Linked DNA regions of Homo sapiens: region 1 is linked to region 2. Evidence: chromatin contacts called from ENCODE Hi-C data. All regions are on one chromosome and are shown on one strand. The core of a region is the stretch at or near the end of the contact, and the rest is flanking DNA. Distances in the headings are between cores, read along the strand shown. Region 1 overlaps KITLG (KIT ligand). Region 2 overlaps KITLG (KIT ligand).

Region 1 (6,535 bases), core at 1,315-3,814, 52 kb after region 2:
AGAAGGGTCGGGGAAATGTGACCTGAAAAGGACTCAACATGTCCTTGCTGGCATTGAAAATAGAGAGAAGGGACCAAGAGTCAAGAAATGTAGGCAGCTTCTAGAAGCTGCAAAAGAGAAAGAAATAGATTCTCCCCTAGAGCCTTTGGAAAGCAACATAGTCCAACTGATACTTTGATGTAAGTGAGCCTTATTTTGAACATTTGATCTTCAAAATTATGATAATTTTTTTTTTTTTTTTTTGACAGAGTCTCTCTCTGTTGCTCAGGCTGGGATGCAGTGGTGCAATCTCGGCTCACTGCAACCTCCGCCTCCCAGATTCAAGTGATTCTCCTGCCTCAGCCTCCCAAGTAGCTGGGATTATAGGTGCCTGCCACCATGGCTGGCCTTTTTCTTTTCTTTTTTTTTTTGTATTTTTGGTAGAGACAGAGTTTCACCATGTTGGCCAGGCTGGTCTTGAACTCCTGAGCTCAGGTAATCCACCCACTTCAGCCTCCCAAAATGCTGAGATTACAGGTATGAGCCACTGCACCCGGCCAGTCACTAAATTTTTGGTAATTTATTACAGCAGCAATAGAAAAATAAAACACAGCTCAATTGAAATACTTTTGGAATGAATGAATGAATGAAAGGTGTAGTGTAGTGATGGTCAAGCTATTCCAAATGAGGAAAGTGAATTGCCTCTGCCAGAATTATTGGCCCGCACCCTTTATTTTAAGCAGAGCAGCTCAGCTTTTTTTGTTGTTTTATTTGTTCATGCCTCTGAGTAAGATTCTGTTTAAACAAAGGTTTCCAAGGGCAAGAAGAAATTAAAAAAAAAAAACGCTTTTGGAAACCATGGGCAGAACATGGATCCAGAAAACCTCTCAGTCCCTTCCCATGTGACTTCAAACAAGTCAGCTAATCTCCCTGAGTATCCATTTATCAGCCTATAAAATGATAGTAAAAATAATTTTTGCCTTACCCATCTCATGAACTAGTAGTAAGAATCAAATGAGAAACTATTCAAACTATGGGTGTTATGCAATTATTTGTTGTGTGGTTTATGGGCTTTGCATCGGCTAGGAAACCAGAAGACAAGTACTTCAAAAATGTTTGAGTAAAACTTTCTGAGAAAAGACTTTATAGAGTAGATCTCCCATATACAAAGAGTATGACCTTTAGCACATGAATATTTTGACACTGACTTTGAGTTCACACACCTTTTTCATTTATTTCTTAGTTCTGAACTGTGTTTAGAGTAGCTTCAGTTAACAGACAACTGACTTCCAATTAAATGACATGTTCCAATATATCAACAAAATATTTATCTTTGTTTTCTCTTCCTCTTCTTCCAATTTCTGGAAACTCTGAGGGAATAGGGTGCCTAAATATGTGGGTGTGCACACACGCTCACACACACCCTAATGGAGATACACTGAAGCAAAATGTCCCTGTGTTTGTGACTTCTGCTCTAAAATGTATCTTTTCAGTTTGGGTAATCATCTATTTTTTTTTTCTGTTAACATTCTCTGCAGCTGTATATGACATTTTTCTTTGGCTACTTTGTTTTATCATTGTACAACTTTTCTCTCTAGGTCAAGCTCATTGTGTGATAACCCCTCATTTCTGGATAGTCTTTCATTGTATAGACACATATCGTCCTGGGTAGTTCTCGATTTTTGTTTTCAGAAACATGCATCAAAAGTGTCCCCCGTTTATTCCCCCACAACACACAAAATTCCAATAATCCTTTCATTGCTAAATGTTGCCTTCAAATCATTTACATGATTAGGAAAAAAAATAATGAGAAATCTGTGTGCACTGTTACAACCAAGGCATGCAGTAGAAACAGTTCTGGTAGAGGGAAGTAATACTGACTAAAATTTATGTTAACATCAGTGACAGATGTGGCTGGTCCTTTTCTGGGAGCAGACAGTAGCAGACAGTACTAGAAAAGTACTTTAAAGAAGTCTGGGGTGGGAGGGATTTACAAGAAGATGAGGTTGAAGACCTCAAAGGCAAAGGTCTTGCTTAATTTTCATTTTTGTTGAGAACAAACATCAGCAGACTCCAGTGGACTATTCACTCAATAACCAATCCCTCCTGAACACAGAGCTTTCCTTACAGTAAAAGGCCACATGCCAGGAAAAGGAGCTACAAACACCCAAAACAAACCATGGACTTAATCTGAACGTGTGTTGCAACACATAAGTCACACTGCAGATTCCTTTCCTTCAGTAGAAATTAAAATGCATGCAGCCTAAGAATATCAGGGGGACATATGCTGTTCAAGAAACCAGAAGATACCAATCCTCTAAACTTGGAAAAACAAAAAAATAAAATACAGAAAAAAAGCCTTTTTTTCTCTATGAATATGAGAAGTGATTTTAAAATATGCATTGTCAGGGTCCATATTACAGACGTCACAAAGTCAAAAAGAGAGTTAAGTGTTTGTGTAGCTCATTTTCTTTATGCACAGACCTACGAAATGGTATTAGAGCTGCCCTGAACAAAACAGCAGCTGCTGCCAAAAACAACATTCATCTTCTCTTTAATCCTGCATACCAGCTATTGAAGCAGGCAGTTCCCTTGTAGCCCAAATGTATTTTGGAAGAGAGCCAACTGGCTCAACTACCCAAAGACAGGAAAGCAAGTTACCAAGATACAGGTATGGTAATTGGTCCTGAGTTCAGGTCTTCTTAACTCATATGAACCATATCTTCCAAAAATAATCTATGTAAACCAACAACAGGATCCTCATTTGGTGAATAACCATTCAGTTCTATATGACTTCTTTTTTCAGATCTTTTTAATTGCTTAAAAATTTACCATTAAACATTATAAGGAAAATACCTAATCATCTTACACAGACTAAAATTCTTCTCTAAGCACTGTTAAGTAATCTTAAAGGGACAACTGAAACATTTAGTAGATTTGTTAGTTTTTGAAACTTAACTACTATCAATAAAACAGATGTTACCAGAGTAACTAATTGAAACTCAGACCAACTTGGAGTCCAAATTGGTGGGTGCCAAAATCTTGTAAAGATACTCTTCTAACTTCCCTTTTGTGAAGAAGTAAGCTAAAAATGTTTTAAAATATGGGTGATCATTAAAATATGTAATGAATATGCTCTTATAACAAAAAAAAACTAGAAAGAAGTTGCTTAATATGAAAAGGCAGACAATGTAATATAATAAGGGAATTTAATGTAACGGGAATTTAAAGATTTCAAGGTATTCAATGCATGAGAAAAATTTGGGGAAATTCACCCTTTAATAATCAGTCCTCGTTCTACATGTAAATACTACTTAAAGTGGAAATAACTCAAAATATATTGACTTCTAAGGGGCTGTGCATAGGACAAGCAGTTTGCAGATATTATTTCCTGTAATCCTCCCATCAACCAGGTAGATATTATTACCCTACTCTGCAGGTGAGCAAAACACAATTCGGGAGAGATTAGGTAACTTCCTTATGGCCACTTTGCTAGGAAATTGCTGGATTGGATATAAACCAAAACCTACACTATCTATGCTGGAAAGAAAAATACTAGGCCAGTTAGATAATAAAACTGACTTCATTTATATTTAATGAACTACTAAATTTTATTTTAAAGGGTCATGTTACAGAAGGCATATAGGTCTCTTTAACTCAATCAGTTTCAAATTGAAATTACATGTCAAGTTATTACCAGGTTGAATAAATGAGTCGAGCAGGTAAATCAAGTTACACTTAGCTATAGCTTAAACAAAAATTTACATAGCTAGAGGGAGGGGAGAAACCCAAAAAATAAAGCGATAAGTTGTTTCTTCTTATAAAAACAAAATTGGGTGCTTTCAGACTTCTAGTAACATTATCCCAGGGGCCACTTCTTCATTTAACAGACATGTATGGAGTATCTAATAAATACATAAGATAAAGACAGAAAGACTATGATCACTGGCCTCAGGAAGCTCAAGCTACTAGAGAACACAGCACAGTGGTGGGAGTCAGAGAGAAAAGGCCCAGCCCCTCCCTCAACTGCCCCCTGCCCCAAGTACAGCTAAACCTGACTTGGGGAGGGGGGCATTTGGGGGACAGGGGCATTTGAGGGAGGGGCTGATAGTTTCTGGGGGGAGAAGCTTCTCCAAAGGTGATCGGGGGCAGCCAACTCAAAGTTAGTGAGGGAGAAGACCCCTGAGAGAGGAAGTAGCAGGTGCCCACAGAAGTGTGGAAACAAGGCATGTTCTTAGAATTCTGTGATTTTTTTACTCCATTGGAAAATAAGTTTCAAAGAATAAGCAAAAAAAAAAAAAAAGGCAAGGCTAGAGAGATATGCAGAGGCCCTCCTTGCTAATTGATTTAGATTTCATTTTAAAAGCACTGGGGAGACCTGGAATGATTTTAAGCAAGGGAGTGTCAAGATCTGATTTATTGTTAAAAGGTTTATCAGGCATCAGAATGAAGGATGGACTGGGGGAGAGAGGGCAACAAACCTGGGGGCATGAGGCCCATTAGGAGGTCACTGAAGTAATCCAAAGCTGAGATGATAAGGGCCTTAACTAGGGCAGTGGCAGTGAGAATGGAGAGAAATGAACACGTTCAACAGGATATGGAAGTAGAACGGAAGATCTTGGTGACTAATGAAAAGAGGGTAGGGTCAAAAGGGGAAGAGGCACAAATGACTTCCAGGTTCCAGTTTGGGTGACTGTGTAAAAAGTGGTGCTATCTGCTGATCCAGATATGTAGGAAGAGAAGAGGCAGCAGGAGTCTGGGAGTTTATCACCAAAAACCTTAGTGAATACTACCATACCATAGATAGATACCATTCTATCATGAACTATCTGTGTAGGAGATGAGAGAATGTGAAGCCAAATACATGAGAGGGAAATCAGTTGATTGTGGGGTACAGCAGCCAATGGAAAAAAAATACCAAAGGGAGAGGGCAATGAATAAAACAAGCACTAAAAGATGTCAATATGATGTTTACTAAAGAGTACTTAATGGAGCTGACCTTAATGAGGGCAGTTGCCATTGAGTTGATGGAACTAAAAGTCAATCACAGTGGATGGACTACAGGAGTGAATGAGTATGAGGGAATTTCAAGGGTATATTACTACAGTTTGCCAAAAAAGAAAGAAGAGAGTGAGTGATCATGGAAAGGGCTAGAAAAGTTCACTTCGGTCTTGGTAGAAGGGAACACACAGCCCTGAAAGAGTGGGACTAAAATAATAAACTCAGCATTTCTCTTTTTTAAATGGCCTAGGAATAGGGAACAACTCACCTGGGGTTAACAGAGCCAGGTGAGCTCAGAAGTTTTGACCCTGTGTAAAAATCCCTGATAAAAGACTGGTACCTCAGGCAAGAATATAGGGCCTGAGTGTTCAGGTTTTTACTGTTACTAATTTTAATAAAGATGTACATAATAGAGTAAGCATTTGTGACAGCAGTATAGACTATCTAATTAGTAACAATGGTTTAAAAAGTAGATCATTAGCTATTCATAAAGCTCTTTAGCAGTTATACAAAGCAGAGGGGAAAAAAATCCCCTACACAGTATAATCCACTTAATTTTAAGGAGATGCGAGCTAATGACTAATTCTAATTTCTGTGAGGATAATGATGTGTAACAGACTGAGCTAGTCTAGAAAACTGATGGGTACTAGTTTAATTCTCAACTATCACGTCTGGAAAACTAAAAACGCCATTTCTCAGATGCCCTTTAAGTTAGCTAGGTTTATATATCTACCGCCAACTCTCTGCAATAAGTGTGTATTTTCAAAGAAATAAGACGAGCAGACCTCCCCCAACACCGGCCAAAGTATGGAAACATAATTTTAAAAATTCATGAAAGTTCTGAAATCTGCATCTTCAGCACTCCATGGACACGGGCACCGTTTACTCTTATGCCAACTAGCTGCTCTTAAAATTGAACTACCCTGATGTACAAGAATCTGAGGGTTGTACATCACCCTGATGTACAAGAATCTGAGGGCTGTAGCTCTCTAAAAACAGCTACAGAAACATAAATCATAATTTATACTCTTTCAAATACGTGACTTGCTTCTGAAAGTGAGATCTCATGTAAATCAAAAATTATGTAATTATTTAAAATCTCTAAAATATTTTGAACTCCAAACCATTTGGTGATGTGAAATGAGCATAGGCTTCAGTTGCCATCTGATCCCAAGTGCCCAATCTGAGACTGAATGCCTGAATTTCCTAGAACCTTTTTGTGTTTTTTTCCCACTATGGATGTAATTAATGTGCTCATATGTATTTTCACATCTGCTACTGAAAATCTGACAAGTTTAGTCTCACAAGACCTTTTAAATAAATAAATAAATAAATAAAAATCTGAGGAAGCAGCTCAGAAAATTTTCAACAAAGTTCCCCCCACCCCTCACGACCCGCCACCCACCAACCTGGATCTTTTACTACATGAGAATAAACTAAATCTTTATACTCTACTTTAACTGCTTCCAAATATCATCAAAATGAGTGGAGCTAGAGACATGAGCTCAAAGAACGTTCACAATCTTGATCGTTTTCTCTGTCACATCAGATGACA
Region 2 (6,966 bases), core at 1,299-3,798:
TTCCAGGCCTGACTGTTATCTGAAGTTCCAGTCTAACATATTTGGCCACTGGTTAGTTTCAATAATATTTACCAACAGCTTCTTCTCCTGATTTTCCATTTCCTGTTAATGCCACCGCACTCTGGTAAGTCCCATAGTCTCCAAATCATTCTTGAGTTCTGCCTGTGATGCCAAGTCTCACATCCCATTAGTAACTAGGATTTGTTGATTCTTTTACTGCAATGTCTTCAAATGGTCTATGCTTTCTTATTTCCTGGCCCTGATGCTAATTCAGTTGTCATTCTCTCTCACATCTTATTTAAAGACTGGCCTGGTAAGTGGACTCAATTTCTCTAGTTAACCACTCCCGTACATCTTGCCATACCAACACCCGATTAGTTTTCTCACACCTCAGCTTTGATTGTCACCCACATCTTTCCTACACCATTTTCTCCCAATACCTCCTTATGTGACACAAGGCATTTAAGCCCCATTCCTGGAATTCAAACCCTTTCTCAAACCGATGCTCACCCTTTCTTCTCAGCATTTAACTCTTTATATGTGACTTCCACTGGAATCCAACTGTCCAAACTGACCCTTGAACACAGTTTCTACTTTGGGACTATACTGACTTAGTTTACGCCATGTGCTCAGTACAGATGCTACCTCCACCACTTACAAAGTGAAGCTTTTCTCCTATTGTTAGTGATTTCTCTCTCCTTTCAAAAATAGGTAACTGTATTTGGGTGTGCTCAATTCTAATATGTCATTCATTCCAGTATCTAGAACTGTGTTGAATTCACAACTTGTATGAACATATGCAGAGGCCTGGACTTTGATCAAAGTAACTCTGTAAACTTTTAGTTCACTTTTAAAAATTGGTTATTATGTATATGTCTGATTTCCTTTTGTAGGCTATAAACAATTTGAGGACACAACAAAGTTATATTAAGCTTTGCATCCATCAATGCACCTGCTAGAGTTTGTTGGAATCACATTTGTGGGAAGAGTAAAGAGCAAAAGTTTCCTGTAACGTATTAACATAAAGTTTTTAATGTAATCCATCTGTTTTATTTATCTATCTTAATCTTTGCTATCCACAACCCAATATGAAAAAGGTTTTTGTAGGATGCTACTATGGATATTTGGCATAAGCTATGTGACCAAGTAAATTTTTAACTTTTCACATAGCTGTTCTCACGCATGGTGTCAAATAAACACACTTCAGTTAATTTTTTATTTTTATATTTTGAGACCAGGCCTTGCTCTATCACCCAGGTTGGAATGCTGTGATTTGATCATGGCTTATTACAGCCTCAACCTCTCGGGCTCAGGCAATCCTCCTGCCTCAGCCTCCTGAGTAGCTGAGACCATAGGTGCATACCACTATGCCCACCCAATTTTTAAATTATTTGTAGAGATGGGGTCTTCCTATGTTTCCCAGGCTGGTCTCGAACTCCTGGGCTCAAGTGATCCTCCCACCTCAGCCCCCCAAGGTACTGGGATTACAGGAATGAGCTACCACTCCTGGCCTATTTATTCCTAGGTGCAACTTTTTTTGTTGTTGTTTCTAGTTCAATACATTCCTTCCACGTTTGTTCCTTGTAGTTAAGATATTAAACCCTCCTTCTTTTCATTTTCCAATTATAGGTTATTTCCTTAAGAGAACTAGCCCATATGTTCTCTATTCTAGTGTTCCAATATTTGTCTTGATTTAATTTGTTTTAGTTGGTGAAACTTCCATTTCAGGGAGAAATCCTTGCCATAAACCTGAGTCATTCCTTGTATTTTTCCCCTTCCTTGTTAACCAAGAAAATGATTATAATCCAAATTATATCTATTTTTTAAATGTATAATTGCAACTCCACATTTTATTTCTGTCTTGGCATTTTTTACTACGGTTATTCTTATTTTTTAGAAGATTTTCTCTCCAACCACATCACAGTTTGTTCTCCCAGACCTTCCCTCTACTACACACCTATCTAGGAACTAGACTTAAGAGTTCCTTGGAGGGTTTTCCATCTCTGCTGGTAGAAGGCCAAATGTAAGGGTTTACTTCATATAATGGGTAGTCAATAGATGATTACAAATGATATACACACATTTTTACTTTGGGGTTTTCAGATTCTGAGGACGAACTGGCCCTTTTCTACCTCTTTTCCTACTTTTCCCTCAGCATTTGAATTCTTATGTACTCATAGACACATACAAGTTTATTTCTGTTTTTATTTTCATATATTTTATTCTCATCTTATTGTAATTCTGAGATATTCATTCATCTTTCCATTAATTTATTCAACAAATAGTTATTCATCATTTATATGTGCACAGTATAAGTGACATTGTTTAGTGGGGCTCCAAAACTAAATTAAGAAAAAAAAATCCTGCCCCCTAAGAGTTTATGGTTTTGAAAAGGGCACAAAATGTTCATTTAGGTGACTGTGATGTCCTACCAAGTGTCATATGAAATCTATTTAGAGGGCCAGAAATAGAGATTATTTTCATTTGGGAAGTCAGGTTTTTGTAGGTGGCAGTATGTGACCTGAGCCTTGGTGGAGCTTTGCAGAGATGACGAGTAAGGCACTTTGTGAAGGAGAATGAGTCATGTTTTCATTCATTCTGCCATCTATTTCCCATTGACTACTGAATAAGTGAGCTGGGTTTTTTTCTGGATAATTCTGGCTTCTTTAACCTGGCTAATGTGATTCATTTTATACATGAGTAATAATTCATACCTTAAGAAAAATAATTTATTAGTTAATTTCTCATGTGATTATATTCCCCCTTGATATGCATACCTTGCTGTCTCATTAATCCAACCCAATACATTAAATACACACATTCACACAAAAGATAAAAACAAACCCTACTTCAGAAGAACAATCTTCTTTGCCATTTGCTTAAACTTTCATTTAGGGCTGAGTCACTCACTCAGTCTCTCATTCAACAAACATTTATAGAGAGCCAACAATGCACGGGCAGCAAGTTAGGTGTTGAGGGTACAGCAAGAAACAGAAAGACCTAACTCTTTTCTTGGAATGCTAACTGACTATTCAACACATTCATAAGTTGTTTGACTATGGTTGCTTTAAAATACCATCTTTTTTCCTCCTAAACAAATGGCCTGGGTTTCCGTATCCTAATCCACTCCCAAATGTCATGGGACGAATGTCGTAATTAAAACCACATGATTAAAGACCTGTGTGCCAAAACAGGATCCCAGCAATGCAATCCCAAACCAAACAACAGAGGACATTACTTGAGCATTTGAGCATTTAAGACTCAATTAACCATTTAATGTGTGGTTTGTGAATGCCACTTGAGAGAACTGAAATGGCTGTCAAGAAGAAGAAAAGGAAGGAAAAAAAAAAGAAAACAGTGAATCTCATCTTATGGTTCAAAGGCAAAAAAATGAATTTCTAGGAAAAAGCATGGTTTCAGCTTGGGAAATATTGCTTCGGAAAATAAAAAGTGTCAAGCAAACGGTCTATCCATTTACATTATTTGACAGGAAGAATGAGCCTAGAAAGAAGTGGCAATGGGCAGCAGAAAATAGAGGGTGCTATTCATGCTACGGACATGTTAATCAAGAGTATGATTGAAGGTAAAAGTGACAGAGTGTGTAGAATAAAGTATTACAGTGTTAGAGAAATGTGCAACATAATTATATCATGTTATCTTGAGTTGTTAAAAAATGTTGCTGTATAACCATAAAAGTAAGCTCATACAGGAGGCAAGATAATTTATGACTCAGTTCCACTGAAGAAGATTAAGTCTAGAGACAAATCTCTGAACCTGGGACAGGAGTTAAAGCTGGAAGGGCAGTGACTTGCAGGGTAAAGAAGGAATCCACCACAGACTATCTAGGTAATAAAGAGGAGAGTAAATAATCCTTTGACAATGAGGGAATGCACAGAAGAAATGAGGAATTTGAAAGAGGAGAGAATATTCGCATGCAACTGTGGTAAATGCTCTCAGGATTCCATGCCAGTAACAAAAATAACAGCCAATTAGCAGAAGCAAAAGTGAGGGACAGCATGAATCAATACTGATTAAGTTAATGCAGCTGTGGGTCTTCCCGCAACAGTATCTGCAGCAAGGGAGCAGAGAAAGCAGACGGGACAGGAGATAATGATACCAGTACCTTCTAGCCACATCTTACTCTCCTTTCTCCCACAATCCCTCCGCAGACCCACACAGTCACAGCACCTGTCTGCCATGCGTTTATGTTCCGTGCATCCTGGGCTCTGAACTATTATAATGCATAATTATTACTAGTCATGTGGAAGGTGGCAATTGACCTGGAAAATCTTACTCTCCTGACTCTAAGATATTTGGATGTTTTCTCTTTTTCCTGAAAATGGCAGGGAAACATTCTGGTTTTCTCTTGTTTCAGCATCTAACACATGGGATACAGTCATGTTATAGTGGTCACACCTAAATAAAATTGATTCCATATATTTTTATTCTATTAGTAATACTTAATTTTAGTCCTAATTTGCTATATTTCCCTTGTCTAATTAATTTTCTGGTCTCAAAAACAGTCTAAGTAAACATACAACTGTTAATTTTTGTGCATATCCCACACTAGATGAATCCACTAGTCAGGACAAACACTGCTTACCTTTCAAAACTGGAGAATACACAATGAATTAGATATGCACATTTCAATTATGTAACAGCTTCAGCCAACATACTGACATCTGCTTGATAGAAGACTTACTAATGAAGTTTGTTTCTAAACTTTGGCATCTCATATGCTGTATAGTTCTTGCTAAATATTTCAGTTTGAATTAAAATTTTTACAATCTACCCATCTGACAAAGGACTAATATCCAGAATCTGCAAAGAACTTAAACAAATTTACAAGAAAAAATCAAACAACCCCATCAAAAAGTGGGCGAAGGATATGAACAGACACTTCTCAAAAGAAGATATTTATGCAGCCAACAGACACGTGAAAAAATGCTCATCATCACTGGCCATCAGAGAAATGCAAATCAAAACCACAATGAGATAACCATCTCACACCAGTTAGAATGGTGATCATTAAAAAGTCAGGAAACAACAGGTGCTGCAGAGGATGTGGAGAAATAGGAACACTTTTACACTGTTGGTGGGACTGTAAAGTAGTTCAACCATTGTGGAAGTCAGTGTGGTGATTCCTCAGGGATCTAGAACTAGAAACACCATTTGACCCAGGCATCCCATTACTGGGTATATACCCAAAGGATTATAAAATTATAAATCATGCTGCTCTAAAGACACATGCACATGTATGACTGAGGCTGGAAACCATCATTCTGAGCAAACTATCGCAAGGACAGAAAACCAAACACTGCGTGTTCTCACTCATAGGTGGGAATTGAACAATGAGAACACTTGGACACAGGGTAGGGAACACCACACAATGGAGCCTGTCATGGGGTGGGGGGAGGGGGAAGGGATAGCATTAGGAGATATACCTAATGTAAATGACGAGTTAATGGGTGCAGCACACCAACATGGCACATGTAAACATACGTAACAAACCTGCACATTGTGCACATGTACCCTAGAACTTAAAGTATAATAAAAAAAAGAAAAAAAAAGGAAAGAAGAAAAAAACTTACCAATGTACGAAAGTAACAGTGTTGATACAAGCCACAATTACACTTCTTGAAACTCTCTCTCTTTCTCTTGCAACATACTGAAAAACAATAAGAAAAAATGCTTATTTGCTCTTGGTCAGAGATTCTGAGGTACACCATGATCTCGGCATTGTAAAAGGCAGCTTTTCTGTAAATATAGTAGCAGAAGATTGCAAAATTGAATGGGGAGCCTACCTTCTTATTACTATAGGGAAGAGGGAAGACTTCATTTGTCTTAAGGTAGTCTTTCCAAGTAGTTAAAACATTTCTTTCTCTGTATATGCATATACACATACCAAGCATGCCTATATGCATTTCATATGTGTCTGTGTATACATACAGGCATGACATGAGAGAAGGCAACACACCAAATGAAAATTATAATCAAAGGTAAGGGAACATATGAGTGCTGGGCAGTATAGGGTAAGGTGAAAGAATGACAAGAGCCAGCTACAGTGAATGGAAAGTCATCTTACAGCAAATTTTGTATTCAGCTTTAGAGAAAACAACGAGTATGTTGAGAATAGTTAAGGGCTCTGAAAGCCAGAGTAAAATAAAAGATATATAAAATATACAAGAGAAAATCACTGAACGTATTTTGAATAAGAAGTCACACTATGAACCAGGGTTTACAGAAGAGTGTGACTAAAGGTTGAGTTTAGAAGGGCTAAAGAAAAGATCAGTGGCAGCAACTCATGAGATCATAAAGATGTCAGTGATGATAATGCTTCCTACTGAAAGAACTAAGCTTAGGAAGACGCTCCAAGAGCTGAATCAGTATGTTTTGATAAAAGTGTGGAAAAGACAGAACATGAGCAAATGTGCCTCCAGAGTTCCACAACCAGGAGTCTGAGAAGATTCTGCTGCCTTACTTAAATAAGAAAGCAGAGGTAACCCCTTTACAAACCCTAAGAAGAGTCATGAAGACAATTATGTGAAGGTATTCTGTAGGTAAATGGAGATGCAGCACTGAAGAGAGAGTGAGACATCAGAAACATGGATAGAGTTGGGACTCACTGGTTAGGAGCTACTGTCATGAGTGAAGGACTTCTTAAAGACATTATGGGCAGGTACACAGTGTGTGAAATGGCAATGTCATGCTTGATTGGGCACACATTTAGCAAAACAAAATACCTTATCTCATTATCCTCTTCATTAATTTGTATATTTTCAACTGCCCTTGTAAGACTTGGCTGTCTCTTCTGGAAAAAGAAGAAAGACATATACTGTAAAATAATCAATGAATGGTCTAATATTTAAGAGGTAAGTGGACTCCACTTTTATCTTTTATGGCAATAACTCCAATAACAGTTTTTTCAGCATGTAGCATGCAAAATATCTTTGTAATAAAAAATTA

Evidence for each region. Hi-C counts contacts between places; a loop is a spot of excess contacts on that map. Pooled maps may share reads with other maps.
Region 1: a loop to region 2 is called in a map of psoas muscle, with 1.8 times the contacts of the local background. The contact joins two enhancer-like sites. A Hi-C loop is called at or near these places in 2 of 168 maps with a recorded cell type or tissue (breast epithelium and psoas muscle) and 1 of 50 pooled maps.

The regions. Positions count from the first base shown.
Region 1 is chr12:88,551,952-88,558,486 of GRCh38, forward strand. All of the region lies in intron 1 of KITLG (KIT ligand), which reads right to left. Among named protein-coding and RNA genes, the nearest start is that of KITLG, 25 kb to the right of the region's middle. Within about 2 kb of position 2,565, at least 7 of the 41 ENCODE cell types and tissues checked have a DNase peak (open chromatin) inside an H3K27ac peak, as active enhancers do.
Region 2 is chr12:88,499,568-88,506,533 of GRCh38, forward strand. It overlaps KITLG (KIT ligand), which reads right to left. Exons shown (of 10, transcript NM_000899.5): 8 at 6,744-6,811; 9 at 5,592-5,668. The coding sequence ends at 5,629. Among named protein-coding and RNA genes, the nearest start is that of KITLG, 77 kb to the right of the region's middle. Within about 2 kb of position 2,549, at least 2 of the 41 ENCODE cell types and tissues checked have a DNase peak (open chromatin) inside an H3K27ac peak, as active enhancers do.